Regions from separate parts of the Homo sapiens genome. Here region 2 is linked to region 1. The links are chromatin contacts, found by Hi-C or POLR2A ChIA-PET in ENCODE. All regions are on one chromosome and are shown on one strand. Each heading gives the region's core, a stretch centred on a gene start or an enhancer-like site at or near the end of the contact. The rest is flanking DNA. Distances are from core to core; before and after follow the strand shown. Region 1 overlaps MUSK (muscle associated receptor tyrosine kinase). Region 2 overlaps MUSK (muscle associated receptor tyrosine kinase).

What was found. A loop is a pair of places that touch in the nucleus more often than their neighbours do. ChIA-PET counts read pairs that join two places held with the same protein, here RNA polymerase II (POLR2A). Pooled maps may share reads with other maps.
Region 2: a map with no recorded cell type shows a loop between it and region 1 (2.4-fold over the local background). The contact joins two enhancer-like sites. A Hi-C loop is called at or near these places in 3 of 168 maps with a recorded cell type or tissue (PC-3, tibial artery and transverse colon), 1 of 37 single-sample maps with no recorded cell type and 4 of 50 pooled maps. POLR2A ChIA-PET finds 5 or more read pairs at or near these places in 1 of 52 experiments (BJ).

The regions. Positions count from the first base shown.
Region 1 is chr9:110,765,899-110,770,083 of GRCh38, forward strand. MUSK (muscle associated receptor tyrosine kinase) reads left to right here. Exons shown (of 15, transcript NM_005592.4): 9 at 1,922-2,185. All of the region lies in intron 2 of LOC107987115 (a long non-coding RNA gene), which reads right to left. Among named protein-coding and RNA genes, the nearest start is that of MUSK, 99 kb to the left of the region's middle. Within about 2 kb of position 2,058, at least 7 of the 41 ENCODE cell types and tissues checked have a DNase peak (open chromatin) inside an H3K27ac peak, as active enhancers do.
Region 2 is chr9:110,806,474-110,810,658 of GRCh38, forward strand. MUSK (muscle associated receptor tyrosine kinase) reads left to right here. Exons shown (of 15, transcript NM_005592.4): 15 at 1-85. Among named protein-coding and RNA genes, the nearest start is that of MUSK, 140 kb to the left of the region's middle. RefSeq lists an enhancer at 2,250-2,299. Within about 2 kb of position 2,323, at least 2 of the 41 ENCODE cell types and tissues checked have a DNase peak (open chromatin) inside an H3K27ac peak, as active enhancers do.

The DNA of each region.
Region 1 (4,185 bases), core at 808-3,307:
TTCAATGAAGTATGAACAGCTGTGTAGAAATATGATTAGACACAAAGGGTATGATCTAATGCTAACAGGCTGAGTGGGGAAACTAGCCCATCCTGCTTGTTCAGATTTTTCTCAGCCCCTCTGTGCAGCACTCACTCCTCCCAGGCAAGAGGTAGGATCCCTCTGGAATGAGGGTCTGAATTTCTTTATGGCCAGGTGTTACACAGAAAAGCTGGGGGTGGGTAGAGTAAATGTTTAGGTTTTATGGCTGGCCTTGAGGAAAAGGCGTTCTGGTGTCTGATCTGACTTGGAGAAGAGGGATTCTAGTGTCTAAGGTTTGCCTGAGGGAAGAAAGAGAGGAGAGACAGGAGGGCAGAAGGTCTGTTTCTGAGGCTGCTTCTTAGGCCTTCACCTTGGGGTGTCGTTTACTGAGCCTCAACAACAGCATCCTTGTTTCTGTCTAATTTTCTCTGGGGGTTTTCTCACCTTTACCTTGAGAAAGTTTTTGTGGAGTTTTGTGCTTTCTTATTCAAGGCCTTCATTTTAAATATTCCCAACAAACAAAGGGATACAGTAAAACTCATGTTGGCTAATTAGAAAAAGGCCAGTATGAATTAAAGGAAGACTCTATATTACAAAATATTGTTTTAAAGTATAGCTGTGTTTCTTGGAAGTTCATCATTTTACCTGAATGTATTATATCTCATTCCAATGAATTTGCTTTAAAGACCTGCCAGTGGTGGTTTGTAATTATAGTATTAATTTTTTAAATTCAATTGGGGTCACGTAACAATTTTAAAATTTGACACAAATTCTAATTTGTTTAATTTTCTTACTTTAAATTCTTTATATAAAGACAATGAAAAACTAAATTCGATAGTTGTACAAATCTAAATGAGAATATAACTTAAGAGTTTTCTTAAGTCATTACTAACACTATGGAAGATCTGATAGAACACATAAGAATATACTGAGACCATCACAGTGCCTACACATAATAAGTATTCAATATATGTTTGTCAGGTGAGAATATGAGTTGTTATAATTCCCAGCATTATATTAAGGGAACAAGTAGATGTGTGAAGAGAGTACCAATAGCATTTTCCATTCTCCCAATTGTCTTCAGTTATTATAGCAGATAAGTTTTTAATCCTATGTTTGTGCTAGCACTAGCATTTACAGGTTTCTCCCTGATATATGGCCCATTAACACACAATAATCCGAGTTCAGAGTAATTACTTACATCATTCAACAGAATAGATCACTGAGGCACTGGGTGACCAGTTGACTTTCCATGTGATGAGACATGATGAGAAAACAGCAAAGCTGAAGGTGCTACTTGGCTCCTCTGGAAGCCATATTTCTGCTTTCTCCTCCCTACATCACTTTCTTTTTCTTTAATGGAATTCTAGGAAGATGTGTGAGTGGGAGAATCTGAGTGTGGAAGGTGTTGCAAAGATGTATATGTTGTCAAAAATTAAGGTAAACTATCATAACACATAAATAAACTATGTTCCTAAAGCTGCAAACTTTTTAGGTGAGAGCAATTATTCTTATGCTCAATTATTTGTTAACCATCATGATGAAATGTCTTCCAGATGCATCTTTGCTTATATCAGCTTATTAACTAAGAGTAGTCAGATTCTATTTATAATGTAAAATATTAAAAATACCCAAATCTATTCAGTCCTTCATAGTTCCCAAAGCTTTCCACATCTATCGTCACATTTGGCCTTCTCAATAGCCCTGTGGAGTAGCTAGAGATGATATAATTGCAGCTGGAAATGAAGACAATATTCAAATGGAGCGTGTCAACCAATTTACTAGTACAATTTTCTCCTATTTCTGAGACACAGATGTGAAAACCAAAAAAAAAAAGAAAAGCAGAATGAATGCCAAGAAATAGCATGTGATTAGAAATGTTGTTCATTTCTTCTTTCAGTAAACCACAGAAAGATAACAAAGGCTACTGCGCCCAGTACAGAGGGGAGGTGTGTAATGCAGTCCTGGCAAAAGATGCTCTTGTTTTTCTCAACACCTCCTATGCGGACCCTGAGGAGGCCCAAGAGCTACTGGTCCACACGGCCTGGAATGAACTGAAAGTAGTGAGCCCAGTCTGCCGGCCAGCTGCTGAGGCTTTGTTGTGTAACCACATCTTCCAGGAGTGCAGTCCTGGAGTAGTGCCTACTCCTATTCCCATTTGCAGGTAAAATCTCAAAAATAAGTCAAAGGAAAAATTCCATTTTTCTATCTGCACAACAGAAGGAGTTTTTGAAAAATGTTGTAATATGCAACAGTAAAAGGAAAAGCTGGTTTTCATCCAAAATAGGAGGTTAATGCCTGGGTGCAGTGGCTCATGCCTGTAATCCCAGCACTTCGGGAGGCCGAAGTGGGTGGATCACTTGAGGTCAGGAGTTTAACACCAGCCTGTCCAACATGGTGAAACCCCGTCTCTACTAAACATACAAAAATTAGCCAGGTGTGGTGGTGCACTTGTAATCCCAGCTACTCGGGAGGCTGAGGCAGGAGAATCACTTGAACTGGGGAGGCAGAGGTTGCAGTGAGCCGAGATTGCACCACTGCACTCCAGCCTGAGTGTTGAGACTCTGTCTCAAACAAACAAACAAATAGGAGGTAATTAATCAGACAATATTTCTACCATATAAATCACTAAAGATAACCTAAAATACAAGTACTTAGAACCTCTAGAAAATATCATAAATGGTGTAATATTCCATTACTCTTGTTATTGTTCACATTATTATCATATCCATAAATATCCCAGATTTCTATCAGATGAAAGGAGAAATCTTAAACATGGACCTCATTAGTAAGCCAAGATAGAGAAAATAAAAACTGTACATTATTTGTCAATAAATGAGATCATGCCAAGCATCTCTGAATGTTATTTTAAAGTACATTCCATCCAAAATTCTAAGTTCTGATGCTGTTGCCTCATTTGGGTGGTTATAGGAAGGAATTAGATTATAAATAGATATTTTGTTAAACTCCCATACTTTTTAAATATTGAAATTGATAAATTTATGTTCAATAGAATTATCTTCATCTTTAATTACTTCTTATGTAGAAAAAAAAGAATCTAGTTTTTGAGCTAAATAGAACAAAGTTCAAATACTGTTAGTTCTGCTTTCTCGATGTGTGTGGTCTTGGCTAAACTTCAGTTTCCTCATCTGCACGGTAGAATTGAGAGGATTAAAGGAAAAATCACACTCATGGAATATGTCAGAAACTAGATAGACATTGTTATTCCTAAATTTTCTGTTGAGGAAACCCCATGACAACAACCAACACAGCACATTTCCACTTCTATTTTGATAAAACCAGAAACTATTTAAATATTGCAATAATTTGAGGACACTCTCTATTTAGCATTCAATAACAACAGTATGGTCATTAAATTAGAGTTTTGTATTCCTCAATTTACTGCAAAGTTTGAGGGTTTGGAGACACTATAAGAGTAATATAATTTGTTTATTCATCTAAGAAGATTGTATTGTGATCAGGCATGTTATCTAAAAATCTCTAGGGACTTCAGCATTGACAGAATAAGAAGGGGAAAGAGAAGGAGAGAAAAAGTAAAATTACTGCAAAAAAAAATGGGAAGAGTGGGTGAGGGGCAGTAAAATTTGTTTTAATAGAACTTAAGAAATACTGATGCTATTTCAACTGTCCTTGCAGTTATTTGAAAAAATAGTGTCTCTGTTAATTATCACTTCTTTAGTTTAGATTTCTCTTTCTTGGGCTTCTTTATAGGATTCTCCAAAATTGTTTATTTGACGTACTGCTCAACAGTGAAAATCCTTTTGCTAGAAAGTAGCACGTGTATAATAAACAGAATGTAACCAGCAAAATAAAGTGACAGTAGATTCTATCAGCTTTTCCTTTAGTACTACTAACATAATTTGTGGTGGCCACGGGATAGTTATCATACTTACACAGTGACACTCAGGCAAATCAGCTCAACACCATGGATAGATGCTTGAGAGAAATAATAATTAGATTAGAAAAATTCTCTGTGTGTGTGACAGCCATTGTGGTTTTCTGATTACAAAACCCACAAGACTCCATTGTATAAAAAAAGAACACAGTACTTTCATTGCTAAAACCCAGAAAGTTGGTCACTACTGAGGTGTGTGTTTACTTATATTTACTTATATCTATATTTCTGTACTCTGAATTCTATTT
Region 2 (4,185 bases), core at 1,073-3,572, 41 kb after region 1:
CAAATTAAGATTTAGGTGCTTTGACTAGATTGATTCTAAACATCAAAAAACAAAAATAAAATATCTGCAATTATGTGATCATGTATTTATGCATTGCCAAATAATGGTATTCCATTATTTTAATTTGATAAGATAAATTTAATATACATTAATTCTTATTTCCTCTATTTTATGGAAGAAATATTTTTAAAAATCACAAAACTTTTACATTCGCTTCTCTTCCTGATATTTATTTTTCCTTTTTCTTCTGCCTCTCTTCTTTCGTGCCCTTTTTTCCGAAAATTATTTTGATGATTTTTTTTATTCACCATACATAATTACAAATGAAGAGTTGCTCTGGTTCGTATTGGTAGTAGAAGTGGGGTCCCTTTGCTGTTTTGTTGGTATATTCACCCAGTGTGACCTCTTTTCCGTGGGATGGCTACCTCTGGGCTCTGATTATGTGGCTCATAGGGAAGTATAGGCAGCCTGAGTCAGAATCCCCACAGTTCCAAAGTGATGGAAGACTGTACTCTGAGATACAATATTTTGACGTATTTCACTCCCAGGGAGAGCTACTTGCTATTCTTTCACTGCTTCCATTACCCAAAAGAGTATGATATTCTCCCCATTTTCTGTATTGCCTCACACCTAGGACCCTTCAAACCCACACCAACGACCTCTCAGGCAAATTGATCTATTCAGATAGCAGTTTACAGGGATAGACATGAGGCCTCTTGGCCCACCTGCTCTATACACAATCTTCTAGTCGACCATCCTGATTGACAACCCACAGCCCACCCCTGTCTCTGTATTTGCTGACTCAGAGCATGGAGACTTTATACATGTGAAATCACATCTCCCCTCCCCTCACGCTTGGCTTGTGTGTATTGCAAAAGCTGCAATTTAGTTTTTCCTGTGCCTTGTCTTACCCATGGATAAGAACACTAAGATACTTTCCGCTTTTTGAATATTTGTCAAAGTGATGGCACTTGGATTGGTTTCAGCATGTACATAGATTGATTCTTATTCATATACATTTACTGTCATATTGGGGAAATCTTGAGGGGAAAAGAAAAGCCTCTTACTACCATGTTCATCAAGAGTCCTCTCTGGAATAGTTGAAATAGTTTAGGAGTTATCGGTTCACTCCTTCGTCTTGTTTGCCTCCAGATTTCTTTTTTCCTTCTTTTCCTGTTTCTTAATGTTGGAACAGCCCACACCTCAATCCTTGGATGACATCTCCCTTTTATCTGTATTCATCCCTAGTGATCTCTTCTGGTTGCAAGGCTATAAATGCCATCTGTATGCTGAGATTTTTTTATTTTTAGTTCAAACCTCTCTCCCCAACTTTACACTCACATTTCTAACTGTGTGTTATAGATGATAGCTTTAGATTCTCCTCCTCAGGACTAGGCTTTCTGCTTGATCTAGGAGCAAAGCTGAAAACTGCTATGGAGCTTGGTGTTGCCTTGATACCGAGGAGGAGTCTCAGAGCCTCTCCAGTGCAAATACACACTTGCAGTGTCCTAGTGCTGCTGACTTACGTACTCATTCTAAAGAGGGTAGATTGTATCCATTTTAATAGCTCTCAATACCCTTGCCCATTCCCATTACAGCTGGCAGAAATTCCCCAGCTGCAAATGGGTTGCATTTATCTGTTACCCATTCCTGATTTGCAGCACGATTGACTGTTTCCTTTTCTGCGTGGTCTATGTGTCACTCCATGAGAATCTGGGAGAGGAGAACTCGATATGGTGCTCATTCCATCATTTTAACCATAGTGTTCTTTATTGTGAAGAGGTATCCCGGTTAGAGTGGAGTCAAAGCTTTATAGCAAGTGTATTTCAGGTAACTATTCTTTTACTTGTTTCAGATCTATTTCAGTAGCACAGCCACCAAGATAGAACACTTATAAGCCCTTATTTTGGTATAGATCACCAGAGAAACCACTCACCACTCGCACTTGGCCTTCAGTACTGAGTCATTACATATTGGAAGGTCAGAAACTACATCAACAGGAAAGACCCATAGGTGTGGGGGTCTGATATATTTGCCAGTACATTTCTTATCATTACAAACAAAGATTTATGTGTGTCTAGATGTTTACCTTGCCTTCTAAGAGGTCATGTCCTCTGAATGAAGCAAAATCAAGGTAAGCCTTTACCTGTAAGCCGTTACATGTCTTCTTTACAGAATCCCTCTTAATTAAAAACTTCTAAGAGATTCAACAGGGTTAGTTTTTCTTACAACCTTCATCGTCAGACCTGTAATTATGCAACTGGCCAGCATTGCTCTTTCAAACCACAGTCTCTGGAAAGTACACACCGTATATAGCATTTTGCCCATAAGAAGAGAAACCACCTGTAGTATCTAAGGTTACGTCAGAGAGATGTTAACCACAAAAAAACCCAGACTTAGATACACACTATCATTTTCTGGGTGTGTTCTTGACCATTTAGAGCTGTGATTAAAATTAGAAGTGTTGGCATGACACTGCTTTCTGACTTTCTTTTTTAGCCATGTTGACACCGTGGTGGTTAGTGTGATGCTCCTTCTTATTTCAATTGATGCTTTACTCAAGTATGGATGAAACATAATTTAAAGTCACCTCTTCTTCTGCTATCTTGATTTTTAAAATTATTTGGATGCATTATATTTAAGAATCTTAAGACAGTCCATTAGTATTATGTATTTATCTTCTCTTCACTCGTTTAAGTCACTTTCTGACTCAGATCACCTTCTCAGGAGACTCTCAGCATCATTCTGCCTGACATCACTCAGTTGCTTTGTTTATGGCAACCTAAAAAAGCAGCTGCCCTAATTTTAGCCCATTCCCAGAGTACCCTCAGAAGTGACAGGTAAGAAAAAATAAACTGATCAAAGATGAGAGAAAGACTTACAGAGGAGTGACACTGAGAGAGCAAAAAACCACAAATAAATTTCATTTCTAAGAACAAAGCAAAGATGACCAGGAAATGCCTGAGGAAACACATTTTTTTTTTTTTTTTGGAGGCAGAGGGTATTATATTCCTTTTTTTTCTTCAACTTTCATTCTAGATTCAGGGAGTACATGGGCGAGTGTGTTATGTGGACATGTTGTGTAGTGCTGATGTTTTCAGTACAACTAAACCTGTCACCCGGGTTGTAAGCATAGTACCCAATAGATAGTTTTTCAACCCTTGCCTCCCTTCTTCAGAGACCTCCCCCTTCTTGTATTCCCCAGTGTCTTTTGTTCCCATCTTTATGTCCATGTGTACTCAATGTTTAACTCCCACTTATACTTGAGGACATTTAGTATTTACTTTTCTGTTTCTGTGTCCATTTTGCTGCAAAGGACATGATTTTGTTCTTTTTGGCTGCATAGTATTCCATGGTGTATATGTATCACATTTACTTTATCCAATCAACCATTGATAGGCAACTATGTTGATTCCACATCATTGCTATTGTGGATAGTGCTGCAATGAACGTATGGGTACAATGTGCCTTTTGGCAGAATGATTGATTTTCCTTTAAGTGTATACCAAAGGAAATGGGATTGCTGTATCAAATGGTAGATCAACTCTTATTTATTTCTCATTCATTTCTCAAATAATTTCTCAATTATTTGAGAAATCAAGGAGACACTTTTTTTTTTTTTTTTTTTTTTTGAGACAGAGTCTTGCTCTGTTGCCTGGGCTGGAGCGCAGTGGCGTGATCTTGGCTCACCAGAACTCTGCCTCCCAGGTTCAAGCAATTTGGAGACATAATTTTTAAGACATTTTTAAATAATAAACCTCAAATATTTTAGGGAAAACATCTTTATCTCTGTTTCTATAACTGTCAACCTCTTTCTAATAAGCTTTGCAAAGCTATATGAAACTAGTTTTTAATTTTTGTATACTTGAGACAATTTTGGAAGAAAGTAGGTATCTACTCATCCAATTTCAGAGAACTCTGAGAAAATTTAGTTATTCTTATGAAAGATCTATTTTCTTATTGCAATAACTGTGAATTTATCTGGCACTTGGCCAAACTTAGCATTAACAGGTAATACATTATATTCACAACAGAAACTAGAAGATGATTCCAGAACAACACAGCCCTAAAGGAAAAATCATTAATTGTTTGACATAAATATTCTACACTTCAAAAATCTACACTTAGATTTTTTTTCTAAGATTGTTTTGTATTATTTACTAACCTAACAGCTTTCCATTAACA